Regions from separate parts of the Homo sapiens genome. Here regions 2 and 3 are each linked to region 1. A link is a loop called in an ENCODE intact Hi-C map of the cell type or tissue named here. Cell type or tissue: heart right ventricle. All regions are shown on one strand.

Evidence for each region. A loop is a pair of places that touch in the nucleus more often than their neighbours do. Peaks named below come from ENCODE experiments on the same cell type or tissue, not always from the same donor. Only the 100,000 strongest peaks of a DNase experiment are listed, where the experiment ranks them.
Region 2: it touches region 1 in a loop (3-fold over the local background); 3 of 110 quality-filtered maps call a loop at or near these places.
Region 3: a loop joins it to region 1, with 3 times the contacts of the local background. A loop is called at or near these places in 3 of 110 quality-filtered maps.

The regions. Positions count from the first base shown.
Region 1 is chr5:135,422,905-135,430,904 of GRCh38, forward strand. No RefSeq gene overlaps it. Among named protein-coding and RNA genes, the nearest start is that of DCANP1, 20 kb to the right of the region's middle. RefSeq lists an enhancer at 3,254-3,303. In heart right ventricle, a CTCF peak has its summit at 3,391 (motif pointing left); a DNase peak (open chromatin) is centred at 6,629; H3K27ac peaks cover 1,078 bases.
Region 2 is chr5:135,251,179-135,259,178 of GRCh38, forward strand. All of the region lies in intron 3 of PITX1-AS1 (PITX1 antisense RNA 1), which reads left to right. Among named protein-coding and RNA genes, the nearest start is that of LINC02900, 7.0 kb to the left of the region's middle. In heart right ventricle, a CTCF peak has its summit at 4,836 (motif pointing right); no DNase peak of the experiment used is centred here.
Region 3 is chr5:135,239,922-135,247,921 of GRCh38, forward strand. The region is part of intron 3 of PITX1-AS1 (PITX1 antisense RNA 1); the gene reads left to right. It overlaps LINC02900 (long intergenic non-protein coding RNA 2900), which reads right to left. Exons shown (of 4, transcript NR_037895.1): 2 at 7,692-7,891. Among named protein-coding and RNA genes, the nearest start is that of LINC02900, 4.3 kb to the right of the region's middle. RefSeq lists an enhancer at 6,706-7,905. In heart right ventricle, no CTCF peak of the experiment used is centred here; DNase peaks (open chromatin) are centred at 2,260, 3,100, 4,110 and 6,130; H3K27ac peaks cover 3,244 bases.

The DNA.
Region 1 (8,000 bases):
GTTTTGAACTTACAGAAAAGTTGAAAAGATAGTACAGAGAGTTCCATGTATATTGGACCCAACTTCCCCCATGGTTAAAAATTTACATTATTATGGCACATTTGTAACAACTAAGAAAACAGCATTGGTGCATAACTCTTAACTAACCTCCGTACTTTCTTTGGATTTCATTAGTTTTCCCTAATGCTCTTTTTCTGCCATATCATATTCAGCCTTTGTGTCTCCTTAGGCTTCTTTGGTCTGTGACAATCTCTGACTTTCTTTGTTTCTCCAAATTCTCAGACCTTGAGAGTTTTGAGGAGTACTGGTGGTTTGTAGAATGTCCCTCAGTTTGGGTTTATCTGATGTTTTTCTCATGGTTGGGGGAAGAAGACCAGAGGTGAAGTGCCAGTCTTATCACATCATATCAAGGTACACGCCATCAACATGACTCATCACTGATTATCCCAGGGCTGAGATAGTGCTGGCGAGGTTTCTCCTCCATAAAGCGAGTGTTTTCCGCCTCTTTGTACTCTATTTTTAGGAAGCAACTCAATGAGCATGGCTTACATTTGAAAGTGGAGAGGAGAGTGAAGTCCACCTCCTGGAGCAGGGAGTAGCTACATAAATTATTTGGAATTCCTTGATTTATTTATTCAATAATTTGTATCAGTATGGCTTCATGGATATGTATTTTACACTTGGGGTTATAATCCAATACTGTAATTTCATGTTGCTGAAATTGTTCCAGATTTAGCTGTTGAGAGCTCTTGCGGGTTGGCTCTTGAGTCATGTCCCTATGGTTTTGCTTTTTTTGAGCACTTCCTTATTTTCTGGTACTACAGGATGAGCTTCAGGCCCAGCCTTAGAATCAGCCATTTCTCCAAAGATCCCTGCGTGCTTTTACCAGAAACCAAGATTAGGGCACTGGGCATCCTCACTGTTGCTAGAACATCATCGCTCCTAGGCCCTCTCAGTAGACAGAGCTAGGAAGTATATGTACATATGTAATAACCCACATATATATTTATATACATACATGTCTGCAATTATTTCTGTCTCTCTCCATCTGTATCTATTTTAAGCTACTCATGAGTTCATACTGCTGTCTGCACTAATCTACAACCACATGCTTCATTCCAGCCTTCCCCACATGCGTCTCTGCAACCTCTAGCTCTAACAGTGGGAAACCTGGCTTCCACCCCCTCTCTCTGTTTCATTTACTCATTTGTTCATTCCCATCATATATGTGCAGCAGGTTCAGAATTGTTAACCTATATCCCTGTGAGGAACAGCTTCACTAGTAAAGTTTCTTATTTCTGCGCAGTTCCTTTTGTCATTAATCTTGCAGTTTCCAATCAAAACACCATTTTCCAAACATTTTGATATTTCTTTGTCATAAATATTTTGCATTAATTTTGATTTTTAAAATATTGCAATTATAGATTATTTATGACAAGTATTAAGTTTTTTTTGAGCCCCCTTGCATTTTGCACCCAGAGGGAGTCCCTCACTGGACTTTATCTTAGTCTTGCCTTTCCAGGGGCAGATCTCCATAATCCAATCAGAGATTGAAATGATTTAATATTGGAAGCTAGATTTGGCTAGAGTTGGTCTAGTTCTGGTCCACTCGTTGTATCAAATACCTCTTACATTCTTTCTCAGATCCTATGAGTTTCGCCTGTCTTTAGGGCTATTGGTTACCTGTTCAGCCCTGGCCAACACAAGGGTTACTGACTCTGAAAAAGGCATTCAAGTCAGCATTATTCTAACACATGAGTCTGCTGTGAAGTGTCTCTGGCTTCCCCTACAGCTTTTACACCCAGATGTAAAGGGTGTGGGATATGTCTGTCTTGGCACTGCTAAAGGGATTGGCGTATAATATGGAAATGTAGGAGTTAACCCTCTATGGAGTGAACTTTTACTCTAGGGGACAAGAGATGCAAGGCACTGGCAGGAAAATTCTCAACCTGCATACCCTTGGAAGGACTGTTCAGAGACACATAGCATTTCCCATGAAATGGAGCAGTCAGCTGTGATTGTTGTAAAGCTCAGTGATCCACTTCCTTATATATGTTCATCCTACTCTGCTTCACTCACCTTTCTTCCTCACTCCAGCTTCCCTGCAATTGTATTTCCTAGGAAGCATGCAAGCTTTTTCTTTGGGCTCTGCATTCTAGGAAACCTGGGCCAAGATTCTCTTATTCCTATGCTGTAGATATTCGAGATCCCAGCTTAAAACCTGAGCTGCTTATCATAGCCTCTCCTGATTGGCAAATCTTGAATTCTAATTTTTGTACCTGCACCCAGGTGAGAGATGGCCAAAAGTTCTTCTCAGCTTCTCAGCTGGACCTTTCTGACCAGCTTTTCAACCAAAAAGTTTGAAATGGCAAATATCCCAAGGAGAAGGACTGCTGAAAATTGGGCTTCCTTGGCTGGGCGTGGTGGCTCACGCCTATAATCCCAGCACTTTGGGAGGCCAAGACCAGGAGTTCAAGACCAGCCTGGCTAACATGGTGAAACCCCATCTCTACTAAAAATAAGAAAACTAGCAGGGCATGGTGGTGGGCACCTGTAATCTCAACTACTCAGGAGGCTGAGGCAGGAGAATCGCTTGAACCCGGGAGGTGGAAGTTGCAGTGAGCTGAGATTACGCCATTGCACTCCAGCCTGGGCAACAAGAGTGAAACTCTGTCTTAAGAGAAAAAAAAAGAAAGAAAGAAAGAAGGAAAGAAAGAAAGAAGAGAAAATTGGGCTTCCTTCTCCCCTAGATCTTGCTTCTGGAGGTCTGTCATTACTCTTCAATGCCATCACACAGATTAAATGACATATTTTTGTCCTTTTCTAGTTATTTTCAGCTAAAGGCTTGGCCTGGAAAAAAGCTAGCTCCCCATTCTAGGAAGCAGAACTCTCAACCCTTGGTTTTAACAGGAAACCACAGGGTAATGCTGGAGAAACTGCTGTTTTCTTGTAGACTCTTGCAGGCCCCAGACCCAACAGAGAACAAAATGGGGCCTGTCCCGTTGTGTGCCTGTCTTCTTCTTTCTGTTTTTTCTCAGTGTCTTCATTTTCTAACAGCTCTACGTGTTTGGATGTTTTGGTAGGTGGTAGCTTGAGCACATTTTTTCCTTGCCTTATGCAAGCAGGTCTTTCAGCTGGAGAATTTTTATACGTGTTGGAAAAATATGGGCAGAGTTAGTTGTGAGGACAATTGCAAAGGAGATGGAAGCTGGGGGGTAGGTGTGAAAGGAGCTTTCTGTGCTGTCTCCCATCCTATTGTTCGGGAACCTGTCCACAATTCTAGTGTCTGCCTCTGGCCCCTTTCTATAAATGTTGACTCCATTTCTCACTGTCATGAGGATTCAGGTATTATGTGCACCAGCTATTACATAGTATCGCCCTCTGGTGGTACAGAACTGTTAGCCCCTGTATTAAAGGGGTCCAGAACGTTGCTATTACATGCTCTTTGTCAACAAGGGAGGAGACAGAACAATAGTTTTTTAAAAAGGACTACCAAATCTCACATTTTATAAGAATGAATCTTTCTCCATTGATCTGCTGCCCTAATGACCTGGGAAAGAGGTGAATTGCCCTTGTTAAAACTGTTTCTGATTTATGAGTCAATAGGTAACAGGCAAGAGGCCACTGTAGCTTCTCAGATTTTTAAAAATACTTTGGGGCTGACTTTAGGTTGAGAAGATTATTTGCCTAATTTTAGAATGGCTCTTGTATTATTCAGAGTAGGCCAACTGCTGCCACAAATAAGTTATGCATTTCGATGCTTTGCAAAATAAAGTTTATGTCTTGCTCATGCAGTGACCCATCATAGGTCTTCCTGGTTAGGTAACTCTCCTATGTTGCTCTCCTCCATGTGATGTCATAGGGACACAAGCTCCTCCTAGCTAATGGCTCCACTCTTCTTAAGGCTTCAGAGAATTTTCTATTTACTCAGTAGATTGAAAAAGGCAATCAGGGGTTGTACAAGGGAGTGTTTATGGGCCAGACTTGGAATTTGCATCCATCACGTCTGCCCACTTTGGGCATTCTATTGGCCAGAATTCAGTCTTATGGTTGTGCCTACGTGAAGGGGAGGCTGGGAAGTGTAGTCTAGCTGGTTGCCCAGGAGGAAGATGTAGTTTGTAAACAACTATTAAGTCTCTGCCACAGGTGTCATTTGTGTGGGTGCATTTCTGCCTCGTGAAGTAAAGTAAAAGGAATGTCTCAGCTTCTGTCAGAGCCCTTGAACCTTCTTGGCCTTTTCATCTCCAAGTCTACTTAATTCTGGAGTTGACAGCAGCACTGGATACAGTTTTTCAGCCTCTTGAGATTAGAGGAAGATACCTTTCAATTAAAACATGGGAATATTTTTCTGGTCCTGGGGAAGGTGTACAGCCAACATTATTTTTAAGTAAGATTTTTTTTTTAATTGAAGCATGACATAATACAGAAAAATACAAAAAAAAAGTAAGTGTCCAGCCCAATGAACTTTCACCAGGTCAGTATAGCCAGGTAACTCTCATCCAGGTCGAGAAATGGAACATTACCACTGTCTCCAAAGCTGCCAGCAAGGAAGGGCAGGTAGAGGGGTTCTCGGTGATCAGAGGAATTCAAGGGGTGCTCAGTTGCTGGCCCATTATTTTGGGCTATAATGCCTCTTTTTAAAAATGTTAGCACCAAAGTTGAAGCGAGGATGAAGAGGCCTGGGTTATGCCCTCCCCGATCCCAGCCATGGGAATTATCTTTGGCAGGGTACCTTCTTAGAGTCTCTGCTTCTCCATCTGTGCAATGGGAAGGTTGGACTAACAAGCCATTAAGGTTTCTCAAGCTGGAGCAATGTGGTTTCAGGACTTGCCCCAAGTCTCACAGGACGAGGTGCAGTGGGGAACTGCACGATGGATCTGGAAGCAATCACTGGTAGAGAGAGATGGCCTAGCCCCAGGTGGTTCCCGGGCCTGCTGGAGCCCACTCCACTGAGTTCTCCAGACTGGAGTCAGGGGAGTCGGTGACCATGGCTCTGCCACAAACAGTTTCCACCCAACTGGTGGTCAGCCTTTTTGGACTAGTCCAGGTTTTTGTGTGCTCTGAGAGGCTGCCAGAACTTGTAAGGTCAGGGAGGTATAGACATGGCCAAGGGCTAAGAATTTCAGAATATGGACTGAAACAGACTCAGGGGCCAACTCTGGCTTTACCACAGATGGTCTGTGTCATAGTGGACAAGTCATTCTACCTCTCTGAGACGCAATCTCCTCGTATGAAATTCAATGGAGATAGTTGCCTCCTTCATAAGTTGTTGTGTGGATGAAATGCCCTAATCCATGACACCTAAATGCCAGTAAGACTAAATTGTGAGTGTTGCTCTTCCATGCTTGTCCTCCAACAATGATGCTGTAAAGCTCCCCAGGCTGCCCATGGCTGGGGCTCCAGAACCTGGAGCCTGGAATAGGGATCTAGGGGAAAACAGGTTTGCTCTGCACCTAAATCCAGACTAGACCCATTTATTTTCTCTCACCCTCTTTACCCCCTCTCCCCTCATACTGGAACAATTCATTTGTCACAATTGCCCTAGTCGAGTCATTATCTCTAAAATTCAGAATAATCCACTGGGAATTTAATCAGATCAAATAATAACCATCCAATATAATTATAATTAAAAGGAATGCTTAGAACATGTAGTACGCTTTTTCTCCTAAATTCTCTGGAAAGCAATGGGAAGATCAGGCTTCAGAGTCCTACAAACTTGGGCTCAAGTAATGGCTCCACTACCAACTGGATGATCCTGAGCAAATGACTTAATCTCTCTGGACTCAAATGAAAAATGGGGCTGCAAGGTCTTCTAATTCTCACTTCTACTCTCCTTCCTTGGGCAGCCTGGAAAGCTTTCCAGACTCCCTTGCAGCTAGGGCTCTGGCTGGAAATAAATTCCACTAGTCATGGTTCTTGTGAGAGGTCTATAAGGCAGAACTGAGGGACACCTTCTTCCTCCCTCTGAGGTTGCTGGTAAACTTGGTTGTGGTGAGTTTAGAGGCAGCCAAGGAAGATGGTCACTAGCTTCAAGGGTGGGAGAAGTAGTCGTGACAGTAGCTCTGGTGGCAGCTACAGCAGCTTCCTGATAGCTCAGCTGTGTGATGTGTCCACATATCCAACTGCTCATTGTCACCCCCCTGCACATGCTCCTCCAGCCCTAACCACAATCTTATAAACATTTGATTCCCTCTATGAAAATCCTCTTTTGCTTGAAATACTTAGAGTGACTTCTGTTTCTTACACTGAACTTGACCAACACGGGGTGATAATACTGCTAATTTTTCAGGATCATGAGGATTAGGCAAGCTATTAAATGTAAAATACCTGTTGCAGAAGGAGCGCTCAGTCAATAGTAGTCACTAATCATTACAAGAAGACTAACTGTGTACAGAACCAGTCCTGTAAATTGCATCTTGCTGCCCACCAGTGTTAGCAGGATTTTTTCCCACTTTGGTTTTTCCAAGCAGTCAGCAGGCATCTACAACAAGAAGAAAATGATCCTTGGCTAACGTTGCTTTCCCCTTGTGTTCTCGCCAACAATTCATGTTGCCTTAAGAGATTAGGCCTCTTTATTGCTTGCTTCACTGCCCCGCTAGCTGTCTGCACCAACGTTACATCGTGGCTGGCTGGGCGTGTCCTTCTGATGGACTCCAGGCCTGCTGCACAGAGAGCAAGGGGGTTATTTGATCTCTTGGCTGTGGCTCTTACAAGTCCCATTGAGAGTGCTCTTACCCACAGAACTCTGCTTTGCTAATTGTCCCAGTGTAGCCAAATAAGCACAATTACACCTAAAGCAATGAGCATTTCTTCTGGCAGGATTTGGGATTTGGAAGAGAGCAGCCTCTACGGGGGCTCAGGGGTCAGCTCTGGGTACCACGCAACCCTTCCCAGACCCTCAGAACCCCCATGACTAATGGGCAGCTGATACAGGGTTATGAGGAGGCATCCCCCGCTTCCAGAGAGATTTATTACTCAGCCTGGACCAGAGTCCTGGAATATAAGAAAATCCCTCTATTTGGTGTCTGTCAAGATGGGCCCGAAGCCTGGTATCTTCCCCTCTGAGTCCTGTTGCACAAATTGTGTTGGTGGGAAGGCAGGGAAGTTGTTCTTCCACCCCTGCCTCAGATGACTTTATTAAAAAGCCAGTTGGCACTTTTCCTATTGCGCATTCTCATTACAGTGCTTCCAAAAAAGTGAAGTTATCCCACAAAGCCGACTCATAAAATTATTAGACCCTGGAGAGATGTTCAGACTCAATCCCTTTCACCAGCGAAAGCTTAATGAGAGTGCAGCCCTGCCCATGGGCTTCCACAGCACCATTGTCACCCACACTGGCCCGCTGCCCCGCTCACGCAAGCCTGCCTGCAGCCTCGCAACTCTAAATCCAGTCTTTGCAGCCCCCAAACTCTTCAAATTCACTTCAGGACTATGGAATGCTCTCGATGGGCCACTGAACTCAGCATTAGCAACCAGCGTTTGTTTTTTAAAAAAATGAACTCTTTGAAAAGTGACAAAAATCCCCTTCTCTTTACCCTGGGTCCCTGTCTCTCTGCTGAGTGCTCTGTTTTATTGACAACAGAGTTCTCCAACTTTAGCGTGTGTGAGAATGATCTGAAGAAAACAACAGTGAGATTCCACTTCGCACCTACTGAGACGGCTATACAGTGAGTCCTCCCATAATGTCCATTCATCCAATGTTGCTTCGTTATAAGATTGATGAGAAAAAAAAACAATCAATTCCGGCCTGGGGCCACTGTCTGTGTGCAGTTGGCACATTATCCACATACCTGCGTGGGTTTTCTCTGGGCACTCGGGTTTCCTCCCACATCCCAAAGCTATGCACATTAGGCAGAAAAAAAAAAAAGGAAAATAACAGGCATTGGTGAGGATGTGAAGAAACTGGAACCCTCATGCATTGTGGGTAGAAATAGAAAATGTTTCAGCTACTATAGAAAACAGTATGGCAGTTCCTCAAAAAGTGAAACATAGAGTTACTA
Region 2 (8,000 bases), 170 kb before region 1:
ATGGGGATTTGTAGAGGTGTCTACTGCTTGGGGTCATGCTAGCACTGCGCTGTGTACATGTAAGACACAAATTAGGGATTTAGAGGCGCGGAGGCTGCTGAGTGTTGCTAGGCAACCTTTCAGCTGGGCCTGGCGGTAACACAATCTCTGGGAGCAGCCCGGTAGGAAGGCCTCCTAAGGACAAAACTGAACTTTAGAAACAGCGTCTTCTGCAACTGCACCTGCCTCGCTTGCCTCTGGAAAGGGTGGGGGCAGGTCAGCAGAGCCATGCTGTTATATAAGCTACTTGGGGGAATTGTGCATCCGTGGATTCTTTATGTGTTATGTCTTCTTTTCCTTATGTATTTATTTATATCCCACCTTGTACAAAAGAGGATCTGTGGTGGCTTTCAGAAACACTGATGTTGCGGCAGGACAAACATTAAATAAGAAGAACCTGGGGCAAATGGAAAGGAAGGGTAAGAAAATAGGAGTGTGGTTTGTCACTCAGCAAGGATACTGAGGATTTACCATGTGCTTGGCTCTGTAGATACAGCAGTGAACAGAAAAACAGCCATGGTTCCTGCCCTCCTGGAGCTTACAGTCTAATAGGAAAGGTGCAGGGGTAGGGTGGGGGAGGGAGGAAGAAAGGCCATTATGGATCCAGTGCTTTTGTTGAGGGTAGGCTGCAGATTAGACTGTGAGTCTCCTGGCGGCCAAAGCAAGAGGTGACTACAATTATGAGGGACTGGGTATGTTATCAGTGTTGTGTTGGTAACAGTACAGCGACAGTAGCTTCATCCTACTGTCCTGGGTGTGCAGATTATGACACAGGTGCCGCCAGGCCCTGTGCAGAGATGCTCCCTTCTTTCCTGCTTTGCTGTCAGCCTCCCTTTGGCACCAGCCTCCTGGTTGGGTTCATGTCATCCAGGACATCCTGGTGGCCATCCCTCAAGTGAAGGGCTTGGGTGCTCTTGGGCCCAGCCAGTCCCAGAACTCTTCCCTGCAACCTTCCACTCATGTCCTAGGCCAGACTGTTCTCTCCTTCTAGAATGCCACTTACCTCTGTTGTCTCTGTCTTCTCTCCTTGCCCATTTAGGGCCCTTTATAGTTTCTAATGTGCCCTTTACTGATAGCATTTTATTTGCTTCTTCCAGTGATATGGTTTGATTCTGTGTCCCCACCCAAATCTCATCTCGAATTGTAATCCCCATGTGTTAAGGGAGGGACCTCTAATCCCCACATGTTCAGGGGAGAAGTGATTGGATTATGGGGGCAGTTTCCCCCATACCATTCTCATGATAGTGAGTGAATTCTCATGAGATCTGATGATTTTATAAATGGTAGTTTTCCCTGCACTCTCACATGCTTTCTCTCCCTTGCCGCCATGTAAGACATGCCTGCTTCCCCTTCCACCATGATTGTAAGTTTCCGGAGGCCTCCCCAGTCATGCAGAACTGTGAGTTAATTAAACCTCTTTTTTTTTTTTTTTTAAATAAATTACCCAGTCTTGGGGAGTGTCTTTATAACAGTGTAAGAGCGGACTAATACATCCAGCAACCTGGTGAGCTATCTGTGATTTTAGTCATTTACAGCAAAAGGAAGCAGAGGCACAGCCTGGCCTGGGTTTGCCTGAGGTTCCACAGCTTCCTGACCCCATTGACGCCTATCTTTGGCTTCATCACATTTGGCATATATGACTTTGCTTCTATAGTGGGCATGCAGCTTGCTTATAGACTCTGGAAGAGCCTAATCCTTCTGCTTCTGGCATCTCTCTGGGAGGCAGGCCAGAATTTCATTACCCCTTCCATGATCAGGCCAGGGTCATCCCTTCATCCCATGGATATGAGTATCTGAGGTCTCATTCTCCCAAGGCAGTCGTTTTGTTTGTCTGTCTGTCTGTTCATTTGTTCATTCAACAAATATGTCTCGAGCAAGCCAGGCACTGTGTACTAATCACCCACCATCCTTGCCCTCAAGGAGCTCACAGTTTAGTTGAAGAAGGATCAACACATGTGAGATGACAGTGCAGAATAAAGAAAGTGTGAGTGTGAGTTAGGGTATTAGTCAACAGCAGCACTGGGTGCTTAGAGTGACAGGAGGTCTGGGACCAAGACATATGGAATGGTTGTAAGGTCTGAACAAATTTAGCCTAGTTGTGTTTTTATTTCAGTTGCTGTTGATTAACACTCTAACTCACACTCACACCTTCTTTATGCTGCACTCTAATCTCACATGTGCTGATCCTTCTAATTGGGCAAAGTTCACTTTAAAGTGCAAGGACATCGAATGCCATATACCCTTGTACGACTTACCCATAGAAGCAAGAAAGGCCTTACCTCCTGTGTTCTTAGAAGCATACTTCTATTAATGCACCCTTAATTTGCAGCAGCCTGGTGGTATAAGAGACAGCCTTGGATAGGTATGCCTGCATTGTAAGCCTCTCATACAAGAGGAGACTTCTTGAGCACTTGGAGACATAGGGCCCTCTTTTCCCTGAGGATTGTTGAAGGAATCTTATTTAAGAACATGAGGGCAAGTGCCTTGTGCGTGTCCCATTAATGAATGCTGCCCGCTCTCAGGTTACATAGCAGTGGTCTTGGATGGATTTCAATGTTTTGATCCCTCTTTAAAGAAAGCAACCGCAGCTATCCCAATTATGAATTTGGAAATACCCTTGAGCAGCCGTTGGGGTGAGAGTCGATTGGGCCATTGTGTTATCATTCCACGCATCTCCCAGAGATAGAGACCTGTATAAGTAAAACCATATTTCTGTTTTTTACGATCCAAGATACCAATCCCAGGACTATCGGGCAGACTCAGGAAGCAGCACATGGGGAACATTCTCAGACTTGGTAAGTAGCTGGCCTGCTGATAGAGGAGATTAAGGTGCTTTTGATCTCTTCTCCCCTAATGACAATGTCTCTAGTTTTAAAAATGACTGGGGGAAGTCTTTCTTTGAACAGTCAAGAGGCTGCTTCAAAAAGAGCTCACACTATTTCTAGACAATGTGTCTGGGAAATTATGCTGCTGAATTGTAAGTGGAGTTAGATGAATTTTCCCTTCTGCCCCCTTGAAATCATGACTTCGCCATTCAGATGCATTAGCTGATGACCCTCAGTGCACCAAGGCTCCCCACTTTCTCCTGGAGTCAGGCCACCTGTCGAGGCTCCAGCCCCTCAGAGGTCGGCTCTGGACAGTCACACCTGTCTGCATTTGCCCGAGGAGTCATTTGTATGCTTTAGGGCATTGCTTTGCTGCCATACTCTGCAACCTCCATCCAATCTTGGCCCTCTGCCTGTTATTTTGAGCAGGTAACCTAGGGAGAGGGACCTCCTGAAGACAGCAGAATGATGTAAAGGTATTCTGGTGAGATTAAGTCTGGAAGCAGCAATTCCTTGTGCAAGATGTGTGAGGGAAAAAAAAATATGTGAGTGTTGCTTTGGCCCTGAATGCGTGGAGAGCTATATGAATTAGTAGAACTCAGATGTCAAATCATCAGTGAAAGAAAATCTGGCTTAAGTAAACATTTAACACCTCACTCATGTCTTCATGACATGGAGATTAAGAGTGTGAACCTTAATGTAGACTGCTTGGGTTCAAGTCCCAGTGTCTCCAGTTATTAGCTGTGTGGTCTTGGGCAAGTCATTTAATTTCTCTGAACATAAATTTCCTCATCTAGAAAATAGCATCTAGCTCATTGAATTTTGAGAAATGAAATAATGCATAAATAAAACACCTGCTTTATCTGCTGTGTGCCCTACCAAATTTTGTTGTTGCTTTGTAATTATAATTATTCTAATGTTATTCTAATCCTTGATTGATTGTTCACAAGCTTTTTACCTTACTTACTGTGACTAAGCTCCACATGCAAGGAGCTATGGGACAAAGAGGGAAGGATGAGATTTCATTTCAATTTCATTAGAGAAGAATAAATGCACAAAAAGTAAAAGTGTGTTTTAAGGCATATAAATTTATACCAAAAGAGAGAGATTATTATTAATATTCATATTTAGTGGGAGTTTCCACATAGAATATAAAAATGCAAGAGAATGTTGCTTCCACCCTAACAGTAAAACAAACCAGACAGTTTATAAAATCACATATTTTTAGGTCTGCCCTGAGGACACAAGGTAATCTAATGAACTAAAATCAAAAGAGTAGCAGCCCCTCCGAGGATATTACCCTGGGCAGAGCAGCAGGAGGAGGAGGTAACCAACAGAGATAGTAAGAAGAAAACAACTGAAAGTGTAATCATGTTTTAAGAGCCAAGTATGGGCTAGCCTAATGGTTTAGAATTATTGTAAAGAGACAAAGGGTGTCTCACTCTTGTCCTTTGGCTTCCACTGAGAGCTTACACAAAAAAATTGGGGGCAGAGTAAAAGGATAGACAACTCTCTGTGGTGCAGGACCTGCCTAAGTCTGTAGCAAGAGAACTAATAAAAACCCTCCCATGCTCATGACCTTTTGTGAGTAAGAGGCAGAGGTTATCTGCCACTGGAAGTTCTGGGAGGTGCATGCCTGAGGTAGAGGTATACAAGGCCTGCCCAACACTAAGGCTAGGGCAGGGAAACCAAGAGAAACCCTCATGGACCATGCATGGGCAAGAGTCAGTGGTTATCTGCTGCTGAGAAAGGGGCAGAAAACCAGGTCTTACTCAGGATCTTGCACCGAGTATAAGGCAGCTGTTATCTGCTACTGGGTGAGGGCCAGAAACCTGCCCAAGCTCAAGGTTCTGCACTGAGTGCGAGATAATGTCACGTAGGGGAGAGAGAGGAGAGTTAAGAGTGATCCTCTCTAAGGCCCAGGTATGTAGGGCTGCCTAAATAAATCCTTCTGAATGCTGGGCCTTGCATTAGGCACCAGATGGTAGTATAACAGTAGGAGAGGGGCAGGAATGTTGAGAGACCTCTTCTACAGTGCAGAGCCTGCTGAAGTCTAAGGTGGTACGGGAGAATTGAGAGAAACTCTTTATTACACTAGGCTTCATGCTAAGTGGGGGCCAGCAATAGTCCACCAGTAAGAGAATCTGAAGATTGTAGTGCATTGAATGTAACTAAAACAATAGCACAGTCCAAACCCAGCTCAAATACAGATTAGATACTAATTCAGCTTCCTGCATCAACAGACTGATAGAGGAAGACAATTCTCCATTTTTTGGTGTATTTGCCTCATTGCTACTATTTTTTACATACAATGTGTTGCATTCAATATAAACTTACCAAACACATACACACCCCCAAACAAATGAACAATGATATGATCACTTGTCAAGACACAACATAGTCAATAGAACGATCAAAGTTGGCCCAAATGTTGCAATTATCAGACAGGGACTGTAAAGTAGCTAAGATAAATATGCTAAAGGATCCAGTGGGAAAAAGGCAACATGGGGATTTTCAGCAGAGGTATGAAAACAGTATAAAAAAAGATCTAAATAGAAATGCTAAAAAATAGAAAACATGATGTCAGACATGAAAAATGCTGTCAATGAAATTATTAGAAGATTGGATACAAGAGAAAAAAACTTAAAGACACATCAATAGAAATGATCCAATCTGAAACAAAGAAAAAAGAATAAAAAATAGTATCTGAGTTCTATGGTATAATATCAAATGTCTTATATATAATTAGAGTCCTAGAAGAAGGTGAGAGAAAACATGAAAGAAGAAATATTCAAAGATAAAAGAATAAAACATTTTCTAAAACTAAAGAGTAAATATATGCCTTATCAAGAAGCTTAGAGAATCCCAAGCAGATTCAGTCAAATTGCTGAAAACAAAGGATAAAGTATGTCAGTTTCAGCATGCTACCGGAAAAAACAAAAGATCTTGTCAACCTATAATTCTATATCCAATAAAAATATCATTCAAAAATAAAAGTGAATTGAAGATATTTTCAAGCAGAAAAAACCAGAAAGAAGCCATCTCCAGGAGATGCTAAAAGGAGTTCTGTAGGCTGAAAGAAAATGGAAGTAATAGAATATTTTTTTGAAAGCAAACTGTGAGGAATTAAAGATAAAGATTACAGTCACTAGAGAAATCACTAAAAATAATTCAGAGGCATGACTAAAATGTCAATAGAGGAGCTAAAATGAAATACTAAAAATACGTTTCATCCTAAAAATAATAGGAACATAAAAACAAAGAGCATAGAAGATAAAAACCAAACCAAAATTTGGTTTAAAATCAAAATAGATGAATAATTGCATTAAATATAAAGGGACTGACCTTCCCAATTAAAAGGCAGAAATTGTCAGACTGGATAAAAATGCAAGACTCAACTATAGAAATACACTTTAAATATAAAGACACAAACAGGTTGAAAGTAAAGTATTTGAAAAAGATAACCTGCAAATACTGTGCATAAGAAAACAGGTGAAACTAATATCAGGTGAAGTAGACTTCAAGTTGATAAAAAGATATAAGAAACAGAATGCTATTAAGGGCTTAATTAATCAAGAAGACATAAACATCCCCAAAGTTTTTGTACCTAATATCAAAGTTCCAAAATACATGAAGCAAAAATTGATAAAATTAAAGGAAATTATACATATCCAATCATAGCTGAAGAATTTAATATACCCTCTCTCAGTAATTAATAGGCTGAAAAACTAGTTGAGTATATGGAAGAGTTGAACAACACTGCTGATAACCTGATCTAATTGACATTTTTAGATTACTCCACCTAACAGGAGCAAAACACACATATTTCTCTAATGCATGTGAAGCATTTCTCAAAAGAGATCATGAACTGGATCATAAAACAAGTCTCCATAAACTTCTTAGATTGAATTTCTAAGTATATTCTCTGAACACAATGAAATGTAAAGTGGAAATCAATAACAATAAGATACCTAGAAAAATTATTCGAATGTTTGGAAATTAAACAACACATGACTAAATAAACCACAAGTCACGGAAGAAATCATGAGGGAATTTAGAAAATATCTTAAATTTACTGATAATGAAAATATTTTGATAATGAAAATCAAAATTTGATAACAATGATGAAAATCAAAATCTTTGGCATACACAAAATTTAAAGGGAAATGTACAGCTTTAAATGCTCATATTAGAAAATAAGAAAGGTATAAAATCAATGACCTTTGCTTCCACCTTAAAAAGCTAAAAGAGATGAGTTAACTAAACCATAATCAGAGTAGAAAGCAATAAAGTAGGAGACAAATAATCAAGAAAATCAGCAAAAACTGAAATTGGTTTGCTAAAAAGATTAATAAAATTGATAAACACCTAGGAAAACTAATGAAGGTAAAAGGTCAGAAGATACAAATTACCACTATGAAGAATAAAAGAAGGGACATCACTAAATAGCCTACAGACCTTAAAAGGATAATGTAGTCATATTATAAATAACTTTATGACAATTAATTCAATGATTTGGATGAAAGGGACAAATTCCTTGAAAAACATAACTTAAAAAATGGACCCAAGAAGAAATAGGAAATATAAACCCTATAGTCATTAAATAAATTGAGTTTGTAATTTAAAAAACTTCCCACAAACAGAAATCTAGGCCCAGCTAGTTTTCTCTGGCAAATTATTTCAAATATTTAAGGAAGAAATAATATCAATTCTACACCAAGTCTTTTAGAAAATAGAATATTAGAGAATACTTTCCAACTCATTCTATGAGGCTAGAATTATCTTGATACCAAAATCATACAAGGAAATTATAGAAAAGAAAGTTATAAACCAAAGTTTCTCATTATCATAACTAAATCTTTGATAAAAATCCTTAACAAAATATTAACAAATAAAATCCCATAATATAAAGAAAAAGATAAAGTAGGGTTTATCTCAGGAATGTAAGGTTGTATAACATTTAAAAAATCAATATAATTTACCACATTAACTTATTAAAGGAGAAAAATTATAAGGTCATTTTGATGTAGAAAAAGCAATTGACAAATCCCAACATCCGTTCTAGATAAGAACTCTCAGCAAACTAGGAATGAAGAGTCTTTTTTCAATCTGCCAAATAACATCTACAAAAAACCT
Region 3 (8,000 bases), 180 kb before region 1:
AAGGGGTATGAAGGGTTAGCTTGAATCATGCCGGTTCCCCTCCCTGCTCCACTCACTCTCCTGCATGTCTTGCTTCTGCCAATGAATACCTTCTGAGCCTGTCTCCACTCCACTGGTGCACCCTCCACAGAGCCCGCGAGAGATGCAAAAGAGCAACAGCAAGCCAGTCCTTCTCCCACCTCCAGCCCCGCCCACACAGCCCTCAGCCAGGCCTAACCTAGAGCAGAGCTCAGTGGAAGCCTAGGGACAGCTTCACACCTTAGAGGACACAGGCCTCTCTCCCGCAGGCCAGGAGCTCCCCAAAAAGGTTCCACATGTGATATAGGCTAAAACCGCAGGGGACAGTGGTTATCTAGGGCATGAGGAAGATGGGACTCAGATAAGGAGGGTAGGCTTCCTGGAGGAGGCTGGGTGGCATTTGGAAGCCCACAAGAGAAGAGAACAGGTTTTGCCAGGCTGATATGGAACTGGAAGACAGCAGCGCTCCCCACACTCTGTTCTCTGCCATCTACACACTGGGGATTCCATTTTGGTGAGGCAGGCAAGGGGGTATGTGGCCCAAGTTAATCCTGCCTAGCATCCTGAGCACCCGGGGAGCTTATAAACCTGTGCACGGACAGCTCCACTCCAATCAATTGCCCTTGGATGGGGTGTAGATATCTGCAGTTAGAAGTTTCCCAGAGGGTTAGGATGCTGGGCCATGCTCCAGACAGCCCTCCCTACTGCACGAGTTGGCTCTCTTTAGCCTGTCTCCTTTCCTGGAGAGGCTCTTTGGGGTTCAAAGACCTCAATCAAAGGAGACACATTTGATGGACTCTCCCTGGCTTTCAGTGCCCCCATGGCCCAGTTCAGCTCAGGCCATGGGAGGTGAGTTCTGGATCATGGTACCTCTGGGTCCCAGGGGCAGGAGATGGGGGCTCAGCCACTCCCTATGCCAACCTGTCTCCATCTAATGGTGGATGGCTCTCACCATCTCCTCTGCATGGATTTCTTTATTCCTTGGCTCCTGTCTCTTCAACCTAGAAAGAACCAGAGGCTGCCAGCTTTTGGAAGCATCATGATGTTTTGGCTTTATCTGCTGCTGCACTGTGGTTCTCCTGGAATTTCCTCACTCAATCAGGGAATCTGATTGGCCCAACTCAAAGGTCCATGATAGCCCATAGATTGGTGCCACAGGTAGCAGATGGGAGAGGAAACATACAAGGCATGTTGTCAGTGGGCCAGGGGTGGGGCCGGCAGGTGGTGGCCATGATCAATACAGATGTCTGTTGAGGCAGAATCTTCTGAGAAGCTGAAGCCTGGCAGAAGTATCTCCATCACGGAGAGCTGGCCAGATAGTCATGTGCAGGCAGGGAAACAGAGCTAGAAAACTAGGAGATTCATGAGCTAGAGTCCTCATTTCCATTTCAAGCATGAAGTCAGAGACTCTATGTGGGTGCAGAGGGGCTCTTGGGCCTTCTCACGGCCATAGATATGGTTCCTTCTTTGTGCATCCCAGAGCTTAGTGTGCTAGGAGAGTAATGGCAGGTTTGGAGATTACTTAGCTGTCTTGATCTTCTTGTTTTAAGGAATTTTCATGACAGAGTTTCTTAATCTGAGCACCGCTGTGAAGCTTCAGGGGCTTAGGAATCATTTGACATTGGATGAGTGTTGTGCTGTGTGAGCTTTTCTGGGGAGAGGGGTCCATGCCTCTATTAGCTTCTTCCAGGTGCCCCTGGCCCCAGGCATGTGACAAGGCACTGCTTTCTGGAACATTTGAGTTGCACTGGTTTCTTGTGTCCTCAACCACAGTGAGATCTGTGGAGCAAATGGCCTTGCTTGGTTTCATCAAAGGAATGTAGAGGTGTCTTCAGAGTCTTTGTCCTCCCTGGTCACTTTCCTGGTGGCTGCTGTTGCCATAGGCAAGTTCTGGGGGAGGTTGCCATCAGAAAAGGGTGTGCAAGACAAGTGCATAGGGGCTGTGTTTTATGCATGTGCCAAGAGAAAAGTCTCTTGTCTTTGCCTGTTTTGGTGTTGGCACTTGGCTTAGAAGAGCACAGAAACTTGGGCCCAGAAGTGTTTCTGCCTTCCTCTCCCTGTGCTTCCACAAGAGTACCCCTGGGGTCAGGGGAGCCACGAGAGCCTCCTGGAGTATGTGACTGCAGGGTAAAGAACTTCCTTTAGTTTCGTGGCCCTTGGAAGCAGGGGGTGTGGAATGACTCAAGCTGGCATAGGCTCATATCCAGAATATTCCCCTTGTGGCTTCCTGCCTGGGTCAAGGCCAAGCTTCCTGGGCCTTAAGGGGCTCTCTTAAGAGATCAGACCTAGCAGTGAATGCCTGCTTCACCCTCTCCTGAGCAGCTGTCATACAAGGTATTAGTTATGTGCCAAAAATGTTCTGACGGAGACACGCCAATGGCCTTGGTTGGAATGCCGGAAAACATTCATCCCGCTGGTGGCTGTGGTGCTGACAGTGGGTACTGTCACCCTCCTGCAGTCTGGGCTTCATGTGGACATGTGTGCACTATTTATGTGGCTAACAGGCTTCCTTACTGAGGGCAAAGTTTACATGCCATAAAAAGTCCATTAGCTGAATTTAAGCTTCTCCAGAGATCATGGGGTCTAATCTGTACTTGGCATTTGACGTGGAGAGAATTGAAAATCCCAAGGACCCTTTCTGCTGGGCTGTTGCTGGGATTGAAGAGAGAGCTTCGCTGAAGGCGTGAATAGGTGAATGGATGTATTAGGTGAGTGAGTGAGAGAACGATATCATTGGGGCCAACTGCTTGTCTCACAAGGCTGTGAATAGAAGTGAGGCTATTTTTGGATAGGTATTCAGTAAACAGCCTTTTATTTTTAATGCCAAGTGGCACAAAGTTAGCCATGGTAACAAGACAGTTTTGTTAAAGTGTTTAAAAATACCATTCCCTGTTTTTAAATCAATGGTTCGAAAGCTTTTTTGTTTTTACTCTTCAGCTAAAGACTTTGCCAGGCTGAGAAGCAGTACCAGTTGACCTTTTCCCAGTTGTACATCCTAAGCCTGAGTTTAAGATTGTCTCTGCACTCAGGCAGTGTCCTTTGGCTCATCTGAAAGTGGGCCAGTTCTGCTGGCTCCTCTCCTTTCTGGGAAGTTCACCCAAGTCCCTGAGCCAAGAAGAACAGAAGGTTTGTCTGAGTCAATACCTCTACTGCATGCCTGGGCCCAGCAGAGCTTATGTTGGGTCAGTAGTCCAACCTTCAAGGCCTCACTTGAGGACCCCCCGGTCCAGCAAACGGCACAGTGTGAGATGATGGGGGGCCGTGAAATGACACCCTAGATTATGAGAGGCAGAGAAGTGCTGTGTGAAAAAAAAAACCCAGAAGCTTTAGAACCAGTAGATCCTGAGCTTGAATCCTGGCTCTGCCACTCACTAGCCGCATGAGCCTTGTCAAGTGCTATGACTCTCCCGAGCCTCAATATGCTCACCTGTCAGATGGGGATGATGATATGCATACTGCATGGGTGGTTCTGAGTGCTTCATGATGATAATGAGCGTTAAGTGCCATGTAAAGCATAGATACATGAGGAGCAAGATCCTAACAGCCTGACTTCGGGTCTTGCACTACCACTCACATGACCCTGAAGCTCAGAGAGATCAAGTGACTTGCTCGGTTTTCTGTATACATGGGCATGCCTTCCCTTCCCTTCTAGTCACATCCTGCATCACAGGCGGTGGATGAGCCTGTCAGTGGTAATGATGGATCCTGTGATCAGTCCTCTCCTCTTGCCAGCCGGGCCAGAGGGAACACCCCATGGGCCGTGGGTGCTGACCAGCTCCTGTCTGCACACTGGGGCTGTAATGATTTCAAGACCATCCCCCTCACCTCAGGTTTGGGGAATTTGGAGCAGAAGGGATGTAGAGAGCACTGCCTTGCCGTGGCAGTCCCAGGGGTCCGCCCCAGCCTTCTGATCACTAGCAGGCCTCAGGACTAGCCAGGCTGTGGAGCTCGGCCTGACCCTGACCTTGGGCCCTGAACTCCACTGGTGCCCCGCTTGTCATGCACAGCCCCGTCAGAGCCGGCTCCCTGGGCTGAGGGGCTGCCCTGTGCTCCTCTGAGTCCCCGGCCGAGCGCACCGAATTATGTAATGCTGCTGAGCCAACATTTACGCGTCTCAGCCAATTTGCTGGCCTAGAGTTACACTGTGCAGATGCTCTGCCTTACGGCTTGCTTTTGTCTCGGAGGCCGTAAGCAGATAGCATAACCCTGCTTACCATTAGACATTTCGCAAATCATCTAGGCTCGAGCGTGCTGCAGCCAGACAGTTCATTTATGCTGCAAAGGGTATGATTTGTAAAGTAATAAATTTCCCATCTTTCTGCCAGCAATAAAGTACAGCAAGCCGGCGAGGCCAAAGCCCTCCAAAAATATACTGGCTCCCAGCGAGACCTGGAAGAGAGCTCTTTCTGGTTCTGCTTCTCTCTGTTCCTGAATTCGTTGAATTCTGGGAAGTCAGGTTTGGGCCATAAATCCCCCTACCATCTGGGTGACCCTGAGACCCAGCACAGATGTGTTACTAGCATGGGTAATTGACCGCTACCATGACACAGTTGTCACTTCCGGGTCCCTCTTGGTTCTGGCATTAGAAGAAGGCCTTGCTGGACCTCATTCAGACTGGGATGGAAAGTTGTTGACTGTGTCACCCCTATTTGTGGCTATGTGTCTGTGCTTGGGACCCAGGCAAGGCTCTTTCTCCTGTGAAGTTAGTGGCCTACAGTGATGGGTGTGTGTGTGCTGGTAGGAGCTCCTCTCAGTCTCCCGTGATGGCCCGCAAGGGCAAGTGTTTGGTCAGCCCCAAAGGGTTCTCTGTTGTGAAGGTGGCTGCTCTGAGCAGAAGGTCAGGGACAGGCTCAGAATTAGCCTTAGGAGTCTGGGTCCCAATTTCCTTGTTGGAGGAGGCTCAGTGGGTGGCGGGCACTTGCCACCAGCAGATGCTTCCTTAGAAGCAGGAGTTGTCAAGGAGCCCCTGGAGTTTCAGCCCAAAGTGGCAGCTGTGGTCTGGGACCCTGATGGGCAAACAGGTGGCTTGGAGTCCCCAGTTTTGGCCAGACCCTTTCTTCTTGCCCCCTTCTTCTGTTTAGAGGGGCCGGGCTGTGTCTCTGACCTCTGTTGCAGATGATGGTGAGGCCTCACGCAGCTCCCACTCTCTGCTTGTGGGAGCTATCACTGTTTCCTCTGAGGGAAAGATGGGCCTGAAAATGGCAAAAAGTCTCACATTTAGCTCTGATGGTTTCCTCTCGCCCTCACCTTCTCAATCTTCATATGTTCTCTCTTTTTTTCCTCTTCATTCTTCTTTTCCACATCTGCCTCCACTTGTTCCACCTTTGATATTTGCTAAAATTTTGTTCCATTTAAAAATTATATAATGTTTGGGGACTAGATAAAAGTAGGAAAATGAAGTTACAGTGAAATGGCTCAAACACAGTCACTGTGTCTGTTGTGTTCTATTGTTTCTAGGCTGAGGGTTTCCAACTGGGCTGTGGAGGCCCCAGAAAGGGACGTCCCCCTTCACTTAGGGCAGCCCTGCTATCACCTGTGGACACAGGGCCTCTTCTAGAGTTCTTTGTCCTAAGTGGGGTGGGTAGATAGAGTCTCCTCCCTACTGTCGTGAGGAGAGTCTGCTTTTTATAAAGTTGCTCCCAGCATCAGAGGCCAGCCCCAGTGGTGGGAAGGAAGGATGGCAAAGCCCCAGGAATGTCCCTGCCCTGACTTAGCTCCCACAGCCTCTTCGATTCTGCTGTCTACACCCCAGCTTCTCCACCTGACAGTCTCACCCTTCATCTCTTCCAGGTCTTGGCTCAGGCACCTCACTCAGCTCCAGCATTCGCTGCGTGTTGATCTCAGTTTTCTCAGGGGTGTGGGGGAGTTGATAGTTCCTGCCTGATAGGATTGTGAGGATTAAAGGAGATGATCTGGCATGCAGAAGGTTTCAGCAAATGTTGGCCAACAATGCAGGTTCAATGTATGCATCGGGCACAGGGCCACCTTATTGCTCAATCCGAGGGTGCCCACACATGTCAGTGTATGTGACCTTCCCTGACCCTATTGGGCAGTGCACAGCCTTTGCCCTGTATGTGGCAGCCCTGAAGGTGATGTTTCCAGTCCTGGGACTGGAAAATGAGGGTCTGGGAGAGAAGTTTGTTTTTGGAGAGGTAGGGGAGTCCGGTGTGGGGGTTAAAGTGGAAGACTCAATTCTTTTGCTCTGGGAGAGTGAGCAGGGAGGGGCAGGGTAGGGTGACTCAGGCCGCAGGGAGGAAGCTGCTTACTGCAGTCTTTAGCTCTTTGGAGAAAGATGAGGACCAGAAGCTGAAAGTGTGGTCAGGACCTGTTGGCCAAAAGACCAGAGGAGAAAGGCTGCAGAGAAAGAAAAGTTGCCATGGGTTACCAGGAAGGAAGACCTGAAACTGGTGCTGAGGCTCTAGGGAGCAGTTGTCCCAGGAAGGAAACCCTGGACCAAACTGCCCTCTCCTGCCACAGCTGCAGGGGTGCCCAGAGTTCAGGTCTGGGTGCAAAGGGGAGGGTAGGTGGGGATTGGCAGAGGATTCCCTGAACTCTGTAAGACATCACGGGTCATTCTCTCTCCAGTGAAAGGGCAAATGCTTGTTGAGCAGGTACAATGCACTAGGGACTGTGTGAGGGACTTGATGTATATTAGCTCTTTTAATCCTTAGGACAGCCCTGTGAACAGGCATTAGAATGGGGAAACTGAGACTCAGAGATGTTACATGACTTGTCCAAGTTTTTCCTAGCTAGGAAGGAAATAAAAATAGGATCCCAACTACTTCAAACACTTCCCTCTAGACTGTAAGCAACGCGGGGGCAGAGAATGGCTAGTCCTGCTCTCTGCTGGCTCCTCTAGTGTGTTTGTCAAGGTGCCTGGCATACAGCAGAACTGCGCGAGTGTGTGGTTGAGCCCAGGTCTGCGTGTTTCTGAGCCCATGCAAGGTATTTGAAAGTTCCTCTGAGCTCTTCTTTTTGCCCTGTGGCAGCCCCCTTGCCTTCCCTGGAAAGTACTGCTTGTTGGTGGGGGGAGGTCTCGGGTTGACAACACCCTACCGCCAGCTCGCTAGCCCCTTTAGGCCCCGAAGAAACTATTGAGTCATGCATTTTGCTTGGGTTTTGATGATTCGTGATTCATGCTTGTGAGGAAGGCAAGGGAGTGACTCATGCTGATTTAATAAGCTTAGGAATAGTCCTGAGAAGTGGCTGATAAAGTGCCGGCTGGCAGCCCACTCCCCCGTGGCTGCCAGCGCCAAGTGCTCAGAAATCACCAGGTTAAACAAGTCTGCAGAAAATTCAATCTTCCCGGCATGATTTTCCTTATTTGAGCTAATAGCATGAGGCGCCTTTCTCCTGGCACTGCGAAGTGCACCGGTGGCCTTGCCGTCTTCCCTGGGGGCGTGGGGGAGAAGGAGAGCAAATGCCTTACGTTTAGCGGATGCGCTAGGAACGGCTAGGACCTCCCAGGGTTTGCCTTGTGCCCATGGAACCAGCAGTTCCGCCCCAAGGGAAGCCAGCCGTGTGTCCTAGTGCCGGAATGATGGGGTAATGCCAGTGAGCCGCCCCTTCTCCACAGGGTACTGAGAACGAGGCCAGGCAGCAGCTGTCCTGGCCTCTTGGCCCTGTCAGGACTAACACACCTGGGTTGGGCCCACTGGGGTCAGGTTACTCACGGTAAGCAAGTGCAGGTGGAGAGAGGTGGCCCAGAGGAGCAGGCCAAGGTGGCAGGAGATGGGTCATTTCAAATGGCTCGCCAGCAGCCCAGGGGATCCCTGACATCTAGCAGGTATTGACATTGGGATTAACCCTGTGGGTCGATGGTTCCGTGCTGATTCCTCATGTGCCTCTGCGTCAGATTGCTCAGGCAAGAGGGCTGGAGAAAAAAATCAGAGATGCACCCAACTTGGTCAGTATCTGTGCAGCGATCCTGTTATGGTTGGCAGTCCCTTACTTTGAAGCTCTGATTCCTTTCAGAAGCTTCT